Linked DNA regions of Homo sapiens: region 1 is linked to region 2. The links are chromatin loops, found by intact Hi-C in ENCODE. Cell type or tissue: HCT116. All regions are shown on one strand. Links, peaks and the distances in the headings refer to the core of each region. The heading gives the core; the rest is flanking DNA.

Evidence for each region. Peaks named below come from ENCODE experiments on the same cell type or tissue, not always from the same donor. Only the 100,000 strongest peaks of a DNase experiment are listed, where the experiment ranks them.
Region 1: a loop joins it to region 2, with 11 times the contacts of the local background. A loop is called at or near these places in 2 of 110 quality-filtered maps.

What each region holds. Positions count from the first base shown.
Region 1 is chr16:88,282,165-88,293,505 of GRCh38, reverse strand. It overlaps a transcript of ZNF469 not described here. Among named protein-coding and RNA genes, the nearest start is that of LINC02182, 94 kb to the right of the region's middle. In HCT116, for the core only: a CTCF peak has its summit at 6,048 (motif pointing left); a DNase peak (open chromatin) is centred at 6,025; H3K27me3 peaks cover 1,276 bases.
Region 2 is chr16:88,189,159-88,200,499 of GRCh38, reverse strand. LINC02182 (long intergenic non-protein coding RNA 2182) reads right to left here and starts at 6,219. Exons shown (of 3, transcript NR_110944.1): 1 at 5,989-6,219; 2 at 5,635-5,750; 3 at 5,283-5,433. It also overlaps a transcript of ZNF469 not described here. RefSeq lists enhancers at 5,402-5,934, 6,143-6,437. In HCT116, for the core only: CTCF peaks have their summits at 6,077 and 6,277 (motif pointing left); a DNase peak (open chromatin) is centred at 6,249.

The DNA of each region.
Region 1 (11,341 bases), core at 1,848-9,847, 93 kb before region 2:
ACCCATCCATTCACCTACCCACTCATTCACTCATTCATCCATCCACCTATCTATCCATTTACCACGTACCGATTTAACCATCCATCCATCCATCCACCCAGTCAATTATTCATCCACCTAACTATCCATTCATCCACCATGTACTCATTTAACCATCCATCCATCCATCCATCCATCCATCCATCCATCCAATTACCCATCCATCCATTCACTCACGTGTCCACCCATCCATCCACCCATCTTCCTGTCCATCTACCCATTCATCCATTCATCCACCCATCTACCTATCCATCCATCTACCCATCCATTCATCCATCCATCCACCCATGTATTCATCCACTTGTCTACCTATTGATCCATCCATCAGTCTATCCATGCATCTATTCGTGCACCCATCCACCCATCCATCCATCCACCCACCATCCACAGGCCTCAGTTTGTTCAGGAGAATAGAAGGGAAGTAAATTTATGTTTCTGGCTGCTGGTAGAGGCCATGCCATTGATCTCAATCTTTCTGTGTGAAGGATGAGGAAGACCCCAGGGCCTCCCCAAGGGCATTTAGGTGGAAACTGTCAGGATCGTGCTCCTCAGAGAGACTGTCTAGCGGACCAGTGTCCGATAAAGGATCCAGACAGGGGGATTTAAAGTTCCTGGTGAGCTGGATGGAAATCAAATTCTGTTAGAGGTTTTTTTTTTTTTTTTTTTTTGATAACACAGGGTGGAGACAGCTAACATATGGGGAAAGTGACTCAGGGCAGAGTCTGGAGAGCCTACGAGTGAGCAAGTAATGAGCACAGTTTGCCCAGAGCAGGAGGCGCTTCACAATGGGCAGACTTTTCCAGTCAAGGCCACCGAGGCCTGGCTGGCCACCATCACCCCAGAAGATTCCAGCTCCAAATTCCAGCCCACCCACCCGACTTAGCTGTACGAGGCTTCACTCAACCCGTTTTCTGACCCTTCCCCACGTGCGTCACACATGTCACCACAATGCTTTCCAGTGAAGCATCTTCACACATGTTGGTCCCCGGACCCCACTGGGGCCCTGGTGAGGTGGGTTTATCAGTCTCAATTCATAGATGGGAGGGTGGAGGCCTATAGATGCAAAATTACTGGTCCGAGTTTACAACAGGGACTCACACTCAGGCCCTGCTACCCAATGTCCCGGCTCCTGTGGCCTTGGCTCACCTGGGCCACCCTGCCCCAGTTGGAAATGCATGGTCCTCGGTGCTGGGGACCCAAGCATCGGCTGCTGTCTGGTCAAGGCCCCTGCTGGGACCACGCACACCAGGCAGCTCAGTGCTATGCAGCACCCACCCACTGCAGGTGACTCCAGGGCCCCTTCTGGCTCCCCCTCTGCCTCTGGAAGTCCCCTTTGCTCCATTCTCCAGGCCCCACATGGCACCCCCTTGCCTTAATTGTGACCCGCATATCCAGATCCACTTCATGTTCTCCAGACTCCTGGGACCTGACACCAAAGCCTCGGTCCCCAAAACTGTCCTACCACAGAATATGTGCCTCATACCTTCGGCTCCAGCCCCTTCCCTGGGCAGCCAGCAGCCATCAAGGCTGAGCCCCAGAGGCCCTGCCTTCTTAGAAGGAAGGACACAAAACAGAGGGGTCTGAAGGCACCACATCAGCTCGCCAGGGAGGACGGACCTGGGTGGTTCTTCTCTCCCCAGAAGGGAGACTGAGGCCCAGGAGGACTTAAAGGCACTCCCAGGACACCCAGACGCAGGGAGGATCCAATATGGCGGCTCCATTTCCTTTCTGCTGATATTCACCGAGACCACCAGCAGCCATGAGAAGTGCTTCCGCACGGGGCTCCCTCAAGGTCAAGGGCTATGAAGGGGGGCGTCTGCATGGGGTGTAAGACGGATACACAAGTGGGAGAGTCTCTAACTAGGGAGGCAAGTCCAGTTCCTGACTGTTCCTTATTACCTGGAAGACATCAGGCAAGCCGCGTGCTGAGCCCCGGTGTCTTCATCTGTAAAACAAGATGATGGCTGCCCGATGCGAAGAGACGAGGTTCTGCCTCCCCGGCAGCAGGACTTGGCGAAGGACAGAAGTTTATGAACGCGTCTTATTGAGGGGAAAGTGGGCTGGGAGGCTAAAGCTGCTTCTACGTCCGATAGCTCAGGATTCTGGTCAAAATTCAGCAAGTGCCCTTCATGCATCAAACAAGTGTGTGTAGTGGGGACCAATGTGCAGCAGCCGAGCCCCTGGAGTCCCTGCTGGGCAGACACCAAGCTCCTACAGAAAAGTCTGAACAGGAAGCTCATGGTTTCTGCCCACTGGTGCTTCTGGAGAAATCTCAGGGTCCAGGTGGGTCTGAGGAGCCAAGAGGGGAGTGGGGAGCCCGGACTGCCCCATCTATGTGGGTTAGCATCCCTTGGCCTGCTTGGCTCCAGGTGTGTCTCCCAGAGGGAAGCAGAGGTGCCGGACGGACACACACCTGGAGCCCATCCAGTCACTCAGCGAGACTTCCCAGATACCCCATGTGGCAGGAGCTGCCCTGGACATCAGGCAGAGAGCACTGGCCAAGGCTGACGCGCTCCGATCTGGTTTTGTGGGGAAACGTGGGTTTAAACCCACACAGGAATGGCAGGCAGAGGGATCCCTGGAAAGATGCTGTCCTGAAGGTGGGGGTGGCCTGATGTCCACTAGGTCATTTGCAATCAGGGTCATGAACAAGTGGGCACCTCCTAGATGTGACTTCATTCACTCATTCGTTCAGCAGACATGTATTGAAAACCTCCAGCATGTGCCACTGTGGTGACCACAAAATTGGGCAGAACCAGATTGGGCAGAGCTTCTGCTGTAGTTGAGGTTGGGGGGTGGTGGGGATGAATAGATGGGACCCAATATCGGTAATTCTACTTAATGCAGAATGCTCGGTACTAGGATTGTTCAGACTCTCAACATTTATTTACATAGAATTGTATATAAAGGAATAGAGCCTCAGATAGAACTTTCAGGAATGCCTCAGAAAGGAAGAGACTAACATCTCGAATTGTGTGAACCTGAACATGGCTCTGAACTGTCATGGCCCAACTGTGACAGGGATAACAGATCTGCTTAAGGAGGGGACGTCACCTGCCATGCTGGAAACAGACTTTCGAAAGGCTCCCAACACCCACTCCTTTTCTGCCAAAAACCTCCCTTTTTCTGTCCCTTTATGGAGGCAGCTTATGAGGAAGTGAGAAGTCCAAGAGACAACTTTGAGATCAAGGGCACCGGAAATTTTGCCTTTCATCTGAAAGTCCATCAGCTGCACAGGAAATCTGCAGCCAGGCAGATGCCGCGACAGTGGTGCAGCGTACATATTAGCTCCTGCTGGCGTGCTAAGCCGCGGTGCATGGCTCCCGGCACTCTAAGTGCCTCACTGCTCTCAGAGGGACTGAGCTACAGACAGCTCACCCACGATGTCCATCGCTGCTGTCTGAGCTCTGAGGGAGCGGCTCACAGTTGTGACTTGGGAACAAACATCTTTCCCAAGTAGTGCCCAGACAGAGTGTCTCCTGTGTGCTCTGACACAGCCTCAGGCTCCAGACAATGTCCATCAGCCTAAATAAGAGGCTGAGTCTTCTTGGCCCGTGAAAGCTATTTTCTGGTTAGGCAATGTTGCAAGGGATTCCCTCCTCACTCCACAAACATACAACAGACACACACTTGGGACATAAGTGTGCATATCTGGTCCATAAATCCTACCATGCGCATCTGCCAGTTTCTGCATTTCTAACATCTGTTACCAGGACCTTAAGGCACGAAGACCAAGAGAGCTTAGGAACACATTCACTCCTACGCACCCTCTCTCTGTAGTCAGACTACCTTGGGAACGATCCCAGCTCCACCACTCACAAGTGACTTCATTTCTCTCTCTCTCAGCTTCTTCATTTGTAAAATGAGTGAAATAACACTCATTGCTCATGGAGTGGTGATGGGAGATTAAATGAGCTAATTTAGGTGAAGCACTCAGCATAGTACTTACTTAACAGAGAACAAACACTCAATAACTCGCAGTCACAGATCGGTGTAATTGTGTTATTTTAATCATCATCATCATATCATCATCACCCTTGTCATAATAATCATCATCATCATCACCATCATCATGATCATCACCATCACCATCATCACCATCATCACCCTCATCAACACCCTCATCAACACCCTCATCATCATCATCGCCATCACCATCATCCTCATCACCATCATCATCACCATCACCCTCACCATCATCACCATCACTGTTGCCATTATCACCTTCATCATCATCATCACCCTCATCATCACCACCATCACCATCATCAACCTAATCATCATCAACACCCTCATCATCATCATCATTGCCATCACCATCATCCTCAACACCACCGTCATCACCATCACTGTTACCATCATCACCCTCATCACTATCAACATCCTCATCATCATCACCCTCATCACCACCATCATCACCATCACTGTTATCATTATCACCCTCATCATCGTCATTATCATCACCACCACCATCATCACCACCACTGTACTATAACTGTAGAGTCACCAAGAACACTGGATGTATGGAGTGTCTGCTTTATGCTCTTTGTCATTAAATGACTTTCTGGTACTGTTGCCCTTAGTGCTTCTGTTACAAGTGCTCTCTCTCTCTCTCTCCTGTGAAACTCTGGTCACAGGCTTTTACTTTTATTTGTCATCCTTTTATATTAAAGCCCCTCTGGTACATAGCTTTTGACATAGGAAGAGCAAGAGCCTGGAAGTCAGGAGATTTGGGCTGCATACTTTTTGGACAAGCAGGTCTCAATCTTTCCATCTATGCAACAGGGGTTACATGAGACAGTATCAGGGGTCCCGTCTAGCTCCAGCATTCTAGAATTCCTCTTGGCAGAAGAGCTTGTTTTTGATTCATTGTGAATTCCTCAAACACACATAGCAGGTGTTCATCAAGTGAATGCTGAATTAATGAATAAATGTGATGAGTATAAATGTCAAGAGAGTGATGCAATAAATATCATAGAGTGTAGCCTTGATGATTGATAGATTTGGATAGGTGGATGGGTAGGAGACAATGTTCTTGGCAATAAAAATGGGGTGAACAAAGGCAAATATGATAAATAAAAAACAGGTAGGTCCTGCCATCAAGGAGCGTGAGTGACAGAGTAGAATAAACACATGTGAAAACATCCAAGTTCTCAACATGCGTGCCTCCCTGGCTCCCTCTCTCACAAAGCTACTGGGGGCATGCTCCATGAAAACAAGGGAGTAAACCAAGAAGGTGAAGGGCATGGATCTAGGAAGCAGGAGATTCAACACAAGAGCAAGGTACAGATACTCCCCGGTAAGATGGAGAAAGGAGACTCGCAAAATGTTGACTGACCACAGGGCACGGAGAACATCTAGTCCAGATTGGAGCAGCAGGAGGAAAAAGGTTTCTCCACAAAGATGAAATGGATAAATTATCTAGTGTGTTTGAAAGTCTTGGGAGGAGATTTATACAACTGGAGTGAGTTTGGGATTGAATTAATAAGTGCACAGAAAAGCAAGCAAACAAACCAGCCAATCACAACCAACCGACAAAAATCTCAAATCATTTCTAAAAAACATGTGCAATAAAGAAAAGGAAATGACAGTACTCAGTAAGCCTCAGTTATGAATTACAGCTACGTGATCACCATGAAGTCAGCGCTGGCCATAAGGCTAATGCGGCAGGGTGAAGGAAGTCTAGCCTGGAGCGTGAATGCATAATGCTTAAAACAGAACTTCAAGAAGTAGCGTCACACCAGCATTCATAGCAACATGAAGACCGGAAAGGGTACTGGGGGTGGGGGCTGGACCTGGGAGGGATGTTGTTTCTCATAACAAGCCTTATAGAACTGTTCAATGTTTTAAGGCTTTAAGTGATGTGTATTTATAATTGTGATAAAATGATCCACCAGATAAAAAGTGAGCTACAGTTTTGCCAGCATGGGATTGATAAAGAAACTGAAGTTCAAGGGTAGCAGGTGCTACAAGGTGGGGAGACTTGGAGCTGTTGTCTCCCCCTAGTGGTAGTGGGCAGTGGTGCAGCCTTTTGGAGGTGGCTGGGCTCCGCTGGTGCGGTTGTACACAACCACTGTCTACAATGCAACATGCCATATACATGTGCACCTAGAGAAACCTTTGTGCCACACATCAGGAGACTTGTGATGCTCAGAGCAGTTTCACTGTGACAGCAAAACACTGGAAACTCCTGTGTCCGTTGACAGGAGACTTGGGTAGACAAATTGTGGCACATTCACACAAGGGTGTATTATACAGCAGTGAGGATGAATGGCCATCGGCTACGGACAACAACCAAGGTGCACCTTAGAAACTGAAGATTCGGTGAAATAAAGCAAGTCACAGAACAGCATATGGCCTGGACCCTACCATGTTCAGAAAAGCTTTAAAAAGCAAGAAAAATCTAGTGTTTGGGGACACTAGTTATAGGGTAGAACTGTAAATAAAAGCAAAAGAATAAGAAAAACGGGACTTAGGCATTCCTAAGCTCATTTGAGCTGCTGTAGTCAGATGGTCTCATACACACTCCCCCTGATGTGGCTCCACCCACATCTCCTCTCCTGAGCGAGTTCCCCAGAGCTCAGTATCTGGGAGTCGAGGGCCTCAGGGGGACTCATGTGACCTGGATGGATGCAGTATTATAAGACACAGAGGCAGAGAGGGGCCAGGACAGGGCCACAGGGCAGTATCTGTCCTGTTCTGTGGGCCACGCAGCACTGGGAACATGAAAGTACTTTTCTGTTCCTTCTAAAGCTCACAGCAGCTCACCTGTCAGTCATTGGGAGCCTCTTCCCAGCCAGCCCCTGCTGAATGATGGCATCTTGTCAGCACTGAATGCAGAATGTTCCTGTCCTCCACATTCCCTCCCCCACCTGCACTGACAAAGCCCTGGCAGGGGCCCAGGCCAGGTGAGGGGCCATGTCCTCTCCCGATGGCAAGTGGCTCAGATCAGCAGCCAGAGGATGGCATGTGGGAGCTGGCTCCTGCAGATTGGCAGGAAGGTGTAAATACCCGGCGTTCAGATGGGGAGAGGATGGGGCAGGGAGAAGAGGGCACCAGCGAGCTCAGAGCAGACAGGCAGGTGCAGAAAGGCCTGGCAGCCACCTGAGTATAACGGCAGATGTCAGCAGCCAGGCCGTGGCTCTCCCAGGACTCCAAGGAGCGAATCAATCTTGTTGCACAGTTAGCTGCCGCTGAGGCCCAGGAGCCTGAATCCATTCAGGACTCTGTGGTGAACGGAGTGGGGGCTTCTTAGGAAAACAACTGGAGGGACCTGTGACTTTGAGAAACTCATCCGTCCCAGGCAGGACAGGATGCACAAAAACTCCAAAAGCCAAAGGCAGTTCCCAACAGGGGAATGTGCTCCATCCCCAGCAATGGGGCACGATGGAGGCACCGAGTGGGCTGGGACTGGGGCTCCTGGGCTAAAACACAGGTGGGTGGTTCTGAAAGGAAGGAGATGGCGATGCTCCGGGCTGTGGGTCCGATGGGGGCTGAGCAGACAATGCCAGAGTGAGCGGCCTTCACAGGGTCAGCAGGAGTCTCATGGAGGGATGAAGACATCTGTAGCTGAGGCCTTCTTGTGGCCACAGGCCAAGTGGCACGAGGGCCCCTCCCACATGGAAAGCATTTGCCACCACTGCACTGTGACGAGGGTGGCCTGGGAAGCAGCAGACAACATGGTGGCCCCTGCCAGAGGGCACTCCCAACCCCCTCACTGCCCACCACTCAGAGAGGGCCCAGGGACATCACCAGCTGGCTTGCTCTCCACCGGCCCCACGGAGGCCCTGAGCACCTCCCCACCGTGCCGACGCTTCCAGCGTGTCTGAAAGGACATTACATGGACAGACCACAGCTGTGGGCAAGAGGGTGCCAAATGGGCCACAGGTGGGCCTCGGGTCCTGGGTGCCGTGTCAGCTGCTGGAAAGGCCTCACCTCGTGACCAGGCTGACCCTGCTCTTTGTGGCCCTGCCCACGCTGGCTGTGGCAATGCCTGGAAGATTCTGCTGTGACAGTGTGGCCTCCCACACTGTCTCCCCACAGCCCCTGGCTGCCTGTCTTCGTCCACCAGGGTGACCATGGCTGCTGCACCTGCCTGATCCCCTGCACAGATGCCGAGGGTTAGAGACCGCTCAGCAGTGGGCCCTGCTCAGAACTCTCTCCTGAGGGCCTCACCTGCCCTGGCAGGAACCCTCATGTACCCAGAATAGCTCCATTGCGGGAGGCGGGGCTGATGCTGCCTGCCTACCACAGCTCTGGGGGCAGTTCTCCGGGCACACGGGCCTTTGGCCCAGATAGCAGCCCTGAGACTCCACAGTCAGTGATGGTCATGGGCACGTGTGCCTTGGGCTTCTTGGGCTGAAGCTGACGGGTATGAGGCATGTTAGGCCAGGCATGGGCAATGCGCCTCCCCCTAGCCTGGGAACCTGAGACCCGGCCCTAGGGGAACCGGCTGTGGGCTCAGAGTCGGCTGCCTGGACTCCCAAGGATGATCTCTGTTGGGAAATAACATCTCAGTGCAATCAGCACAAAACAAAATTCTTCCTGCATGAGCCTGGGACAGTGGCCTCCCAGAGTGCCAGCTGGTAGAGGACAGATGGCCCCTTTCAGCATCAGGAATCCATGTGTGGGGACCTGCGGCTCAGGCCAAGGCTGAGTCTCACTCCTCACCAAGGCCCCATCGCCCTCCTGCAGAGCTGCCAGGGGCACGGCGGAGTGTGCCTGCAGGCCGCACACCACGGAAGGCCCTTAGCACCTGCTGCTCTCCTTGGGAGGACCCACCCTGCAGAGTGTTGGTGGTGGTGAATTGTGTGTTGGTTTTTACAGGAGCCTGTTCTTTTTTTTTTTTTTTTTTTTGAGATGGGATCTCCCTCTGTCGCCCAGGCTGGAGTGCAGTGGTACAATCACAGCTCACTACAGCCTTGACCTCCTGGGCTCAAGCGATCCTCCCACCTCAGCCTCCCAAGTAGCTGGGATTACACCAGGCCTAGCTAATTTTATGTATTTATTTTTTTGTAGAGATGGGGTCTTGCTATGTTGCTCAGGCTGGTCTCAAACTCATGGGCTCAAGTCATTCTTCTTGGGATGCCCCAGGATCCCTCGGTCGAAGAGACCATCCACTTCAGGAGGCTGGGATTATAGGCGTGAGCCATTGTGCCCAGCCTGGCGTCCATTTTTATTTAGCCAGGGGCTCTGTCAGCAAACTGAGCCAAGAGATAATTGCTCAAACCTAATGGCAGCAGCAGACCTTGGGCACTCAGGGTCTACCAGCCTCCGCTGACCTCGGTCACTGGGGGTCTACCAGCCTCCGCAGACCTCGGGCACACTGGGGGTCTACCAGCCTCCACAGACCTCAGGCACACTCGGGGTCTACCAGCCTCCGCAGACCTCGGGCACACTGGGGGTCTACCAGCCTCCACAGACCTCAGGCACTCCGGACACACTGGGGGTCTACCAGCCTCCACAGACCTCGGGCACACTCGGGGTCTACCAGCCTCCACAGACCTTGGGCACACTGGGGGTCTACCAGCCTCCGCAGACCTCGGGCACACTGGGGGTCTACCAGCCTCCACAGACCTCAGGCACTCCGGACACACTGGGGGTCTACCAGCCTCTGCAGACCTTGGGCACACTGGGGGTCTACCAGCCTTCACAGACCTCGGGCACACTGGGGGTCTACCAGCCTCCGCAGACCTCGGGCAGACTCGGGGTCTACCAGCCTCCGCGTTCACAGCTGAGCTACCTTGGTGGGCCATCCGGAAAGTGGCCAGCCCTAAGAATCCGCTCCAACTCCTCACACCCCAGAGAATCATGAACGATATCCAAAGTAGGGAAAAGCCTAGAAAGTAATGTAACAGATACCCCCAACCCACCACCTAGAATTTTTTCCCAGCATTTTATTGGGAAAATTTTCAAACACACAGAAAAGTTGGAAGAATGGCGTAGCACACATCCAGTGACCCACTGCCTAGGCTCACAGTTGTTGACGTTTTACTCTTCCTGCTATTACAAATGTATTGACTTCTCCATCCCTCTCTGTTCATTCATTCGTCTTATTTTTTGATGCATTTCAAAGTAAACGGCAGGTGTCCACACACCTCCCCAACACACTTCAGGGTGTACTGCGTTAACCAGAGTTCAACATTTGTTTATGGTTGCTTTTTTTTTTTTTAGTTAAAATGTGCACATCACAAGCGTACAAGTCAATGGGTTCTGACAGAGGCGTTCCCTCGGGTGACTGAAATCCTGTCAAGGTATAGATGGTTTCCATCACCCCAGAAACGTTCCTTCCCAGTCCCCTCCCCACCCCCTAGACGACTGCTCACCACTCAGCATTTGCTCCAATAAATGTCAACGACTAAAATAAACAATTTGTGCAGCCGGGTCTTGAATAATTAGAAATGGGAAAGTGACTTTCTCCTGGGTTTGCCAACTTCTTGACCTAATGCATTGGCCAAACTCCGGAGGGAATCGCTGGGGTCCTCCTGCTCCCCGTTAAGCTAAATGTCAGGATACTCTGGATTCCTGGGGCTGCTCTGGGAGCTTGAGGGCTGCCAGGAGGTAATGCGCTCCCAGAATGCTGCACTCCCTGTGTGGACCTTAATCAGAAACAAGCCCAGACAGCTGCTTTAGGAGGGTGGAGTTTTTATAGCCGCAGTGAGTAGCTGCATCCACTCCATCGAGGTCAGGAGATGTCTCCTGCTCTGGTAACAGGGATGACCCTTTACGGGTGAGACGTGCTGACAATTGACAGTGAGGCTCTTCCCTGTGGGACTCTGCTCTGCACTGCATAAAGCTGCTTAACGGCTGAGCAGATAAGGGGCTGTGTCTGCAATCCGACGTCTCTGCAGCTGTGTGGAGGAGTCTGGCGACATCCCCCAGCTCTTATACACACTCCCCTCTGTGCATGTTGGCTCCAGATGGTCACCACTGTGTCTTCTGCAAGGTGAGCATCTGAAGGATGATTACCTCCACAGCGGGGGTCAAAAGGCCAGGGCCCAGGGCAAGGTCCAACAGGCACTGCGGGCATGATTGTTTCACAGTGACCTCAGCCTCCCCGCCACACCCAGACACACCCAGGTCCCTCTCAACACAGCACCAGGCGGCTGCCACTCATCACCCAGGGCTGACTTTTGACATAAACCCCACTTTTCACCCTGGAACACAGTGAGAACACAGGCCCAAGGTGCCTTCCGACCACCATCCACAAGGTGCACCCCTGTGGAGCCAGCACTGCCCTCTGAGCTGTGTCTCCCAAATGCCTTGAGCCTGGCTGAAGGTGTTTCCTGCCCAAAGGTGTTTC
Region 2 (11,341 bases), core at 2,026-10,025:
GAGACCGTAGGGGCTGGAGTGCATTCGCTCCCTGCCGGCCTTCTGTTGCTGGCCACGGGGCAGGTGCGGTCCCTTCTGCGGTTCCTCGGTCCCCTATGGGGCGTGAGCATTGGAGCGTGTGGTTTCTCAGCTCCTTCCAGCTCTGAGGCTTCTGTCCAAGCAACCCAGGCAGTGCCCAGACACAAAAGATGTCCCTCGTCTTGGGCTGACAGGGAGAGCTGGGCACAGGCTAGCCCTTTCTCCGTTTCCCACTTCACCCGCTGGCTCCTGCTCAGCCTTTAACTTCTCCCCAAATGCCGCCTTCTGCGTGAAGCCTGCCGGGGTTTGGTGGTGCCACTGCTGCTGACACACACCCCACTGCCGTGTTCTCTTCGGCCGTGCCGGGCACTCCTCCCGTCACCTGTCATCCTCCCCCCGGGGCACGACCCCCAGCCCTCGCCTGTTTGACCGTCCCAAAGCCGGGGGTGGGAGCGGGAGGCATTTGGCGAGGTCATGGAGGGAACAGGGTGGTGAGCCCGGCATGAAGGGCCCTTGCTGCGGGGTCCTCGGCCCTGCCTGGTAGAGAAGGGTCATGGGACATGCAGTCCGGCCTCACCTTTGGAGTCTCCACCAAGACAGCCGAGGACTCAGAGAGGCTTGATCTGTGGGACAACAAACCAGCGCCTCTGCCTGAGCCCCCATCCTGACTCCCAGGTGGGGACGCTGAGTCCCTGGAGCCACACAGAGAGTGCTGGAATGGTGGTGTGACCTGAGGCTGCCCCAGCCCTATGGCCAGCACTGTCCTCCCTGCACCTGGCCTGAGGCTCTGTCCCCTCCCCAGTCCCCACAGCCAAGCACCCTCTGTGGAACATAGAAGCCCAGTAACTGTAAAATATGTGGGTGGTCCGAGCCGGCTGGTTCTGGAGAAAAGGAGATGGGATGTTCACCAAAGAATGTCAGAGGAGAGCGGGCTGGGAGCAAGGGCACCTTCATCAAACAATGGTTGGCACAGGAGGTGGGAGCAGAGTCCTCAGATCCACAGGCCATGGGGGCAGGTGGATTCCTTCCCGCTGGCTGCTCCCACCCCTGAAGACCAGGGACATGTGGGCCGGCGGATTCTGCAGTGACTGGTGAGCCCTGACCTGCTCTCATTTGCCCTGTGTGGCAGGATTTCCCTTGGAAAACACCCTTTTGGTACTGAAAGTCACCTCTCTGATGAGCTCCACAGTTGGCTCTAACCTGTTCCTGCCTCCTGGGGTTGTCGGGTGCCAGGGCAGACCTCTGGGGACCCACTCACAAATGTGTCATCTGCCAGGTGGGCGGTGCCCATGCCCTTGACCGTGAGGTCCTCATTCCCATCTGCAGCCTCCTCGTAGGAAACCAGCAGGGCCCTCAGCTGCGGTCTGACATCTCCTGCCAGGTCACGGTGGAATGGGAACCCTGGTGGCATTTGGGGGAGGGTCGAGGGTCAGACTGGAGCACTGGGTCACAACCCACCTCAAACACGGCCTGCAGAGCCCAGAAGACCCCAAGCCAGCTAACAGAGAACATGAGGCGGCAGCAGCGTCTTGTCAAGCAGCCGCCCTGGAGTTGCCAGGGGCCCTCGCCTCGGGTGGCTTGCGGGGCTAACGCTGACCCAATGTGAGCCACACACAGGCTCACGTCTGCTGCATTTGTGCCTTGCAACGTCCCGGCGTGACCAGCAGAGCCATCGCTCTCTTTTTAATAAACAGGGAGTTGGTGAGGTTGTGAGCTCTGTCCAAGACCACAGAACCACCACGAAACAAAGCCCAGGTTTCACAACTCCAAGGCCTGGCCAGCTAAAAACCCATTCTGCTCGCCACCCATCCATCAAGAAACCCGTCAGCCTCAAAGTACACACTCCAGCACTCACCTGCTTCGCCAAGGCCAGGTGGGCCTGCCCTGTCACTGCTAGCCATGGGTAGACATTTACATTTAAAGTGACAAGAATTAAATACAATTTAAAATTCAGCTCCTTAGCTGCACCAGCTGCATTTCCAGAGCTCGACAGTCACGTGTGACTCATGGCCACCTTACTGGACAGTGCAGATCTAGAATGTTCTGCCATTGCAGGAAGTTTGGACAACTGCAATAGCCTCTGCCCAGCCCCCCACCGGAGGAGGCTTTAACACATGTAATGAGGGGTCTGCCGGGCTTCCCACGTCCCTCAGGCCCCTGCTCCAAAGTCCCCCGCTGGGGAGGACGTCCCTGACCTCCACATCTGAGACAGAAGCCCCTCCCCACACTCCATCCTTTCACAGCTTTGTCTTCAGTGCACGTGATGTGGGATACGTCCTTCTGTCACGCATCTCACCCCGTGCAATGCAGGCTCCATGATGGCAGGAAAGGGCTCTGTCCTCAGCCCCAGGGCTGGGCACACAGCAGGTACTCAGGAGACAGTTTTTGAATGAGCAAATGAGATTTCTGTAGCTGTGATGGGTGTGGTGGTTTTAAAATACACCCCCAAACTCTGACACTCCTCCCTCAAAAGCTCCCTTCTTGAGTGTGGGCTGGACTCAGGGACATGCTTCTAATGAGTAGAGGGTTGTGGGCACACTAGCGTGCAGCTGCCAAGATGAAGTCAAAAGACACGCAGGCCTGCCTTGCTCTGCTGGGATCACTGGTCCCTGGGGAGCTGGTTGCCATGCTGTGAGGACACACAGGCAGCCCATGGAGAAGCCCGCATGGCAGATGCCCACGGCCTCCCACCAGCAGCCAGCACACACTCTCCAGGTGCAAACGTAGAAGTGGACCTTCCGGCCCTGGGGGGGCCTGCGAATGATGGCAGCCCCACGGACGCTGTGACTGCAGGACCACAAGGCCCACACCATCGTACTGGGTGGCTGTCAGACTCTGGGCCCCAGGAACCATGGGGAGGGTAAGTGTTGAGGCAGCAGCTGCTGAGTTGGGGGTAGTTTGTTATGCAGCAGTGGATGACTAATACAATGGGCAAGGGCTTTCTCCCAAATGCAAACTGATCGTGCCATCCCAATTCCTTGGCCCACATTCCCTTGGGAAAGACATCTGCTTTCCTGTGGGCATTTAATCCTGTGGGATAAACATTAACTGTGTACCTTCTATGTATCCAGCACTGAGAATAGAAATATTAAGAATCTAGACTAGTGGGGGACTTAGCATGAAGAAGCTGCCCCTGCTCGCTCCTGCTCTAGTGGCCAAAGCCCTCCTCTGTGTCTGTACAAAGAGGCAGGATCCCGCGGTGAGCCATGGTCCGTGCCACTGGCTTCTTCCTTTGCACCTGTGCTTCCTGACGTCTTTGCTCCACTCGGAGGCCAAAGGGGCAGCTTCCCCTGCAAGTACAGCTTTATCCGAAGGCTAGAAGGGTAGGGACAGCCAGCTTCCTAGGTGTGATGGCCTCGGTGATGAAGTCCAAGATTAGATCTATAGGGAAGTGAGCGCCAGCCAGAAGCATCCCTGAAAACGGTCAGTGACCAACACTGATGGACGAATTCCAGCCGCTGAACAAGACAGTCATGCTCTGGGGAGCCCAGCTCAGACATGACCCAGGTGAGAGGTGGCTGCTTTTCAAGAGCAAGTCACCCCTCCCAAGGCATCTCCCTAAGGGCATAAGCAGCGCTCCTCATGCCCCAAAGAGCAGGAGGAGCCCACAGGGCTCATGGAGGTGTGTGCACTCTCAGAAAGAGCTTTGGCATCGGACAAAACAGTGCTCAGTCTCCGGCTCCTGCTCTGTGTGGCCTGGCTGTGTGGCCTTGAGCAGTTGGTGGAGCTCTGAGCCTCACTTTCCTATCTGTGATGAAGGGGTGATATCACCTGACTAAAGGGCTACCAAGACAATTTGGGCAGAGCAAGGGGCCTGTCAGTGAGTGGCCCACAGCAGCCAACCTGTAGGCCCTGTTCCCTTATTGCTTCTTTCCAGCTATTTTTGGTGGTCACTCCTGGGTGGACACCACTCCACCAAACTCAATGGAGTGGCTGGAGGGGAAGTGGGTTTTAGTTGGGGCTGTCGGCCACTCCTGGCCAAGGGACAAGGTTGCAGAGTTCATTCTGAACGTTGGACATGTCTTGAGGTGGGGGTACCTCTGTCATATTATCAGACTCCTCCCATGACTGCTCAAACCCAAATTTCCCCCCGATGGCTTTGCTGAACTAGGCTGGGATCCTTGCCCTCATGAGAATCATAGACGTCATTCAGAGCCAGCTTTTGCACCTGACCTGACCCAGGCCACCTCTCTCCTTGGCACAGGCTGCAGGTCTTGTTCTGGGCCAGGCCTGCTAGCCTGGTGGTCCACAAAGGTAGATGCTGTCCCGACAGGTACTCCACTTCTAAGAGCAACTTCACGCCATCAGCACCACTTCGGGCAAGCCATGCCTCTCTCTAGGCCTCAGTTTCGCCACCTACACACAGAAAGGCGAGGGCTGGCCTCACAGACTCCAATGTCCAAATGCAGATGGATAAGTCAGAGCACAGGTCTCCAGGAAAAACAGAACATTACTGATGTGGCCTGAGATATCAGATGTCTGTGGATCACGACGCAGCCTCCTCTGGGCAGAATAATTCCAGTTTCCCAAGTTAATCATCTTGGGAGCAAGTGTCTGGGCATCAAGTCCTGCTCGGTGTTGTCTCTGGAGCTCCCTCCTACCTTCCCAAACCCACAGAGGCTGTCCTGACCAGTTGACATGGAATATAAATTACTCCAGAAGAGATTTCCCTGGAGACAGCTCAGGGTGGGGGACCAATGAGAGACTCATGGGACCTTTCCTGACGCTCTGGGCTCTGTTCTCCTTTGCATCTCGGGACACCCCGAGGTCTCAGAGCAAGAGCCCTCTTCCCCCTTTTCTTCAAACGTCCATCTGCCATTGTTAGCTGGGCCCATGCCCTCTCGAGGACTGTTACCACCTTCATGCTGAGTCTGACGATATGACAGAGAGACTCTCACCCCAAGACACGTCCAACTTTCAGAATCAACTCTGCAACCTTGTCTCTTGGCCAGGATCAGCCGACAGCCCCAGCTAAAACCCACTTCCCCTCCAGCCCTCAGATCACCTTCTGTTCCCCCAGAAAATCCTCCCTCACCCACAGCCTCAGAGCAGATTATCAGTGTGAACTGAATCATGGATTTTCGCAAAACCACCCAGCGGGGCCCACGAACACAGCTATAATTAGCAGCACAGTCCCGGTGCAGAGGCTGCAGGTCATGCATGTCCAGAAAGGCAGGCCCTGTCACCCCCTGGGCCGCCTCCTGCTTTTAGCTCTCCAGGCTGGGGGATTTTGTTTGTGCACACTGTAAAAATTCACGCTCATCTGAAGGCACGTTCCATGCACACGTTATTTATTGTGAGATCAGCGTGCGATTACAACACAGCCAGCTGTATTCTGAGAACAGGCGGCTTGCGACCAGAGAGCCGCGCCTTGAAGCCCATCACCTCCTCGCCCACATGCGTTTCCCGTCAGATCTGAAAGGCGACAAGGGGAGAAAGACAAGCCCATCCATCAGCCTGCACCTCTGGGGCCTACGTGGCCCAGAGTTCTCCGAACTCGTCCAGTGTCCACAGCCCAGCAACACGCATGAGGGCTGAAGAAAGAGAGAAATACCGTTCCCTGGGACAGCGACGTGGACCAGCCCCACCGATTCCCTCCCCGCCCGGGTAACTCACTCCATGCTGTGTCCTTGGCCTCCTCTGACGTTACGAAACCCAACCCTGCGCTTTTTTCTTTGCTGCCTTTTAAAGACAGAAGAACAGCTGACACTTCCCTTTCAGCCGGCACCGTCCTGGCATGGGGAAAAAGCAGATGGAGGCAAGTCAATTGACATGTTGACAAACCAGTGGATCGGAAAATAAATCTACCCTGATCAAGTCACAAAAGCACGGGGAAGGAGACGCCGGGGGCAGCGCGAAATCCCGGGCACGGCTGCCTCCCGCCCCACGCCCAGGACCGGGAAGGGCCACGCAGCTGTGATGTTTTTCTCTCCAAAGGGAATTAATCATTTCCAGACGCCGGCCCAGCACCTGGTGCCCAAAGCCATAGGCCTGGGAGCTGTGCAGGTCTTGCAGGCAGACGACACCACTTAGCGGACGCGATTTCTTCCCTGGTCCCACTGCCTGGTGCGTGCAGAGAAACTACTCCCAAGTGGGAAGTGAGTGGCTTGTTGAGGCTTGGGACAAAGCTCAGGGGTGTCCCAGGTGAACCCCCTTCTCTAAAACAAGCAGGTCCCTCCCTGCTCCGACACTGAAATGACATCACGGGGCACTGAGGACGTGAGGCCCGTCCCCGGCTGCTGCAGTGCAGTGCCACCTGCAGGCCGTGTGGCCTGAGCAGGCTGTGCCATCTCCAGGCCTGCAGTCTCTCGTCTGTAGGAAGAGGATGATCAGTAGCCCAGCCTTGGAGGTTTGTGTGGCGGAGGGGGGAATAAACCAAGTAACCAGGGGCGGGAGCTTAAAGAGTGATTGCACCAAGCCACACTCTGCAGGTGCCGGGCCACGCTGAGGCCTGAGTGTTTGTGTCCCTCCACATTCATTTGTTGAAATCCTTAACCTCAAAGTGATGGGATTAGGAAGTGGGGCCTTCGAGAGGTGACGAGGTTAAGAAGCAGAGCCCTCATTAATGGGATGAGTGCTTTATAAAAGGCCCTAGAAAGCCCCCTTGCCCCTTCCGCCATGTGAGGGCGCAGTAAGTTAACCATCTATGAGGAAATGGGCCTCACCAGACACTGTCTCTACTGAGATCTTAATCTTGGACTTCCCAGCCTCCAGAACTATGAGAAAGAAACTTCTGTTGTTTATAAGCCACCTAATTTATGTTTTTTTGGGGTTTTTTTAGAGACAGGGTCTCGCTCTGCCACCCAGGCTGGAGCACAGTGGTGAGATCATTGCTCACTGCAGCCTCAACCTCCTGGGCTCAAGCTATCCTCCTACTTCAGCCTCCTGAGTAACTGGGACTGCAGGTGCACACCACCACACCCAGCTAATTTTAAAATGTTCTGTAGAGATATGGATCCTCCTGTGTAGTGCCCAGGCTAATCTCGAACTCCTGGCCTAAAGTGATCCTCCAGCCTCAGCCTTCCGAAGTGCTGGGATTACACGTGTGAGCCACCATGCTTGGCCTCCAATTTACGGTATTTTGTTAAAGCAACCCAGATGGACTAAGACAACTCTCATAATCAATATCATCATCCTTATCATCACCACCGTCACCACCATCATCACCATCACCACCAACCCCACCACCACCATCTCCACCACCACCATCACCACTACCACCATCACCACCATCACCACCACCACCATCCCCACCACCACCATCACCACCATCCCCACCACCATCACCACCACCACCATCACCACCATCCCCACCACCATCACCACCATCCCCACCACCATCACCACCATCACCACCACCACCATCACCACCACCACCATCAACACCATCACCACCACCATCACCACCACCACCATCACCACCATCACCATCATCACCACCACCATCACCACCATCACCACCACCACCATCACCACCATCACCACCACCACCATCACCACCACCATCACTACCATCACCATCATCCTCATCATCATCACCATCATCACTATCACCATCATCACCATCACCTCCATCATCACCACCATCACCACCACCATCATCATCATCACCACCACCGTCATCACCATCATTATCATCATTGTCATCACCACCACCACCACCATCACCATCATTACCATCATTGTCATCACCACTATCACCACCATCATCACCATCATGATCATCACCACTGTCACCACCACCATTATCAACACCATCATCACCACCATTATCACCTTTATCACCACCATCATCACCATCACCACCATCATCATTACCACCATCACTGCCATCATCATGTGATGACTCTCAATACTGTCCTCATCATGTGTGACTTGGACTGTGGACCAGCCCCTCGGGCTCTGCTCTGCTGACCTGTATTCTTTGTCTCTTGCTCCTGAGAAGCTGGGAGTTGAGACCCAGTAAGGTGTTGTAGAGACACTTGTGACCCCAAATTCCATGAGACAGAGGACCTCCCATTTTCTTTTCCTTATTACCGCATGTCATCTTCCTGCACAAAGTAGACAAGACCTTGATGTCTGTCTCCGTTTCCCAAAAGAGTTACCAAGGGGGTGTTTTCCGAACTACCTGGCTCAGACTTCTTTCCCAGCATGGCCTGGTGAGTGCCAAGGAAAGGAAGCTGAGGCTCTACCAGCAGCCTTAGACCTGACACAATGTCCCTGCTCCATCTCCCTGCAGGAGCCATGCTCACCCCGAACGCTTCCACCAGCTCAGGCTGCATGGTTTCAACAAGAGGAATTTGTTTCTCATAGTTCTGGAGGCTGGAATTCCAAGATCAAGGTATGGCTGACTTGGCTTCTGATGAGGGCCCTTCCTGACTTCCAGGTGGCTTCCCACAGTGTCCTCACAAGGTGAAAGAGGGAGCTCCAGCCTCTTCCTCTCCTTGTAAGGACACCAGTCCCATCATGGGGTCCCACCTTCATGGCCTCATCTAAACTTAATCACCCTCCAAAGTCCCCCCCTCCAAATACCATCACGCTGGGTGTTAGGACTTCAATATACAAATTTGAGAGGGAGACAATTCTGTCCATAGCAGGCCCCTGGGGTCCCCATCCCAGCCAGAGTAACCCCACAGAAGCTACCAGTAAATCTCCAAAGCCATCACCATAGCCCACCGAACATTTCACCTCTGCCTGCGTTCTGAGAGTGGGACTTGTTCATTGTTCTGTTTTAATTCTCAGCAGGGCCTATGACCATGTCTGATGTTCAGGGAATGAAGAAGTGAAGAAAGCAGGAATGAATGAAGGAAGGAAGCAGCCCCAGCAATTGGTTCCCAGGCGAGAAGCTGGTGGGGTTCTGACTTCTATCCCGATTCACACCCTTTTCTCCTGCCCTCAGGGCGGTCCTTCTCCTGCTCTTGTTCATTCATCCCCTTCAGCCCTTTCGTATTCTCTTCTGTAGCCGAACCACAAAAAATAAATACATTAGAAATGTTTTCCGAGCTCATCGTGTCAATTTCTCTGCCCCAGCCCAGTGCGGTGGTTGATGCCTTTGCAGCCCCCAATTGCCAGGGGCACCTTGTGGGCATCTAGATCTCCAGACCTCAAAGCCAGCACCCACCCAACTGCAGGGTGCTGTCTGCTCTGTACGCATTCCGAGAGCTCCGTGGCCTGGGCCAGCCCCAGCTGGAACCTCGGGTGCCCTTCACTCTTCCAAAAGAGGCTGTTTGCTTTCAAAGAAAGGAAAGAGTAGAACTGCAGACTGCATTTGGCTACACAGCCTGAGACTCCTGGGAACAAAATAACCCACACAAACAAAATCCACAAGGAGCCCCAAGCCTTCACTTCAATCCACTTGGCTCTCAACACCCTCCTGGTCTCATATTTTCCTTTCTGTCCTTCAGAGGAGGGTAGCTAATAAGACTTTGTCTCTTGCCTCTGGTAATTGTTTCCTAGTGCCCCTAGCACTGCTATAACAAATGACCACTGACTTAGAGGCTTCCAACCACACACATCTAGTCTCTCCCAGTTCTGGAGGTCAGAGGTCCTAAGGTCCAGGTGTTGGCAGGGGCTGGCTCCCTCCGGACACTCCTGGGAAGAGCGATGATGAACATCTATTGTTCTAAAGTCCAGTTTGTGGCAGTGTGTTACAGAGGCAACAGGAAACTGATACTCCATAGAAGTCAGTGGGAAAGTAAGACTGCAAAAGGTCACAGCACTCCCGTTTACTCAACATACTTCCCTAGTTCAAGCCAACACCCTCCTCTGTTGAGTTCTCCAACAGCCTCAGCTTAGCCTCTATCTCAGCCTACCAAATGCAACAGAGATGCTTCTAAGACACACTCTTGCCTGTGTTGCTTCCAGCCTGGAGTCTTCAATAGCTCCCCATTGCCCTTAGTACAAACACTGATCTCAAGCATGCATTGTGAGGACGTGGCTGTGTGTGATCCCTGGATTTACTTCTCCAGTGCATGCTCTTCTCCCTCTCCTTCCTGTCCTCCCTCCTCCACCTCCTGAACACAAACCTCCACTAGTTTCACAAACACGCCACCTGTCCTGTTGCATGAGTTAAGAGGGTGAGTGCCTGGTGTGGTGCCGGGTGCATGGTGGGGCTGTGCTGGGACTGAGCAAGGTGTCACCTCTGGTTCAGCCACTACCCAGGCAAGTGCCAAGGGTTTCCACTTTTCTCCTCTAAAAATGACAATATTCGGCCTGAAATTAGCCTTAATGGTCTACCCCACTCCTGTGAGTTTACAACAATCAAAACATTTTGGGCCAGGAAAAAAAGTTGCCCAGAAAAATGAGAAGGTTTTGGCCTCGTGTAGCCAGATTAGCTGTTTGTGTGGCTTGAGACCCGTCCACTGGTCTAAAGCCCCCAGCCCCATGTATGGGTACCCATTTTGCAGCACAAAGGGTCAAGACAAGGCAACAAGAGAGAGAAAAGTAGAGGAAGTAACAGGGTGGGTGGGGTGGGAAATTGTGATAAGGATCTTGAAAGTTCCCCAGAGTCTGGTTGCCTCCTGGTTGGTTAAAATTTCTGTGCATTTTTCTTTTCTTTTCTTTCCGACACAGTCCCACTCTGTCACCCAGGCTGGAGTGCAGTGGTGCAATCTCGGCTCACTGCAACCTCTACCTCCTGGGTTCAAGCGATTCTCCTGCTTCAGCCTCCCAAGTACTTGGGATTACAGGTGCCTGCCACCATGCCCAGCTAATTTTTTGTATTTTTAGTAGAGACAGTTTCATCATGTTGGCCAGGCTGGTCTCCAACTCCTGACCTCAGGTGATCCACCCACCTCGGCCTCCCAAAGTGCTGGGATTACAGGTGTGAGGCACTGTGCCCAGCCTGTGCCTTTTTCTGTGGCAACAATTAGCACAGAAAACAATTCCCCCATAGGAGCGTTTCCCCAGCACCCAACCTAGTGCCTGGCACACAGTAGGAGCACAATAAGTGCATGTGGAATGGTGGATAAATGAACGTGCCCAGTGCTTTTCTAGAGAGCACGTCCCAGGGGCATGCAGACACGCATGTCCAGGTGTCCAAATATCCTTCCCCAACTCCAGTCAGAGAGAGACCATGAGAGACCCCAGCTGGGAAGAACCATCACATCCCCCCATCAGAGACCCCGGTTGGGAAGAACCATCACATACCCCCATCAGACCTTTGCTCCCCTTCTCCTTTGTGGGGCTAACACCCAAGCATTACCATCCTTATCCCTCCAGCTCTTACTTCTGGTGCTATCTGGAGACATGCATTTGGGTTGTTACGATCAGAAGTGACAGTGGCAGCTCTGCACTTGGGAAGGTCCAACAGAGGTATAATTGA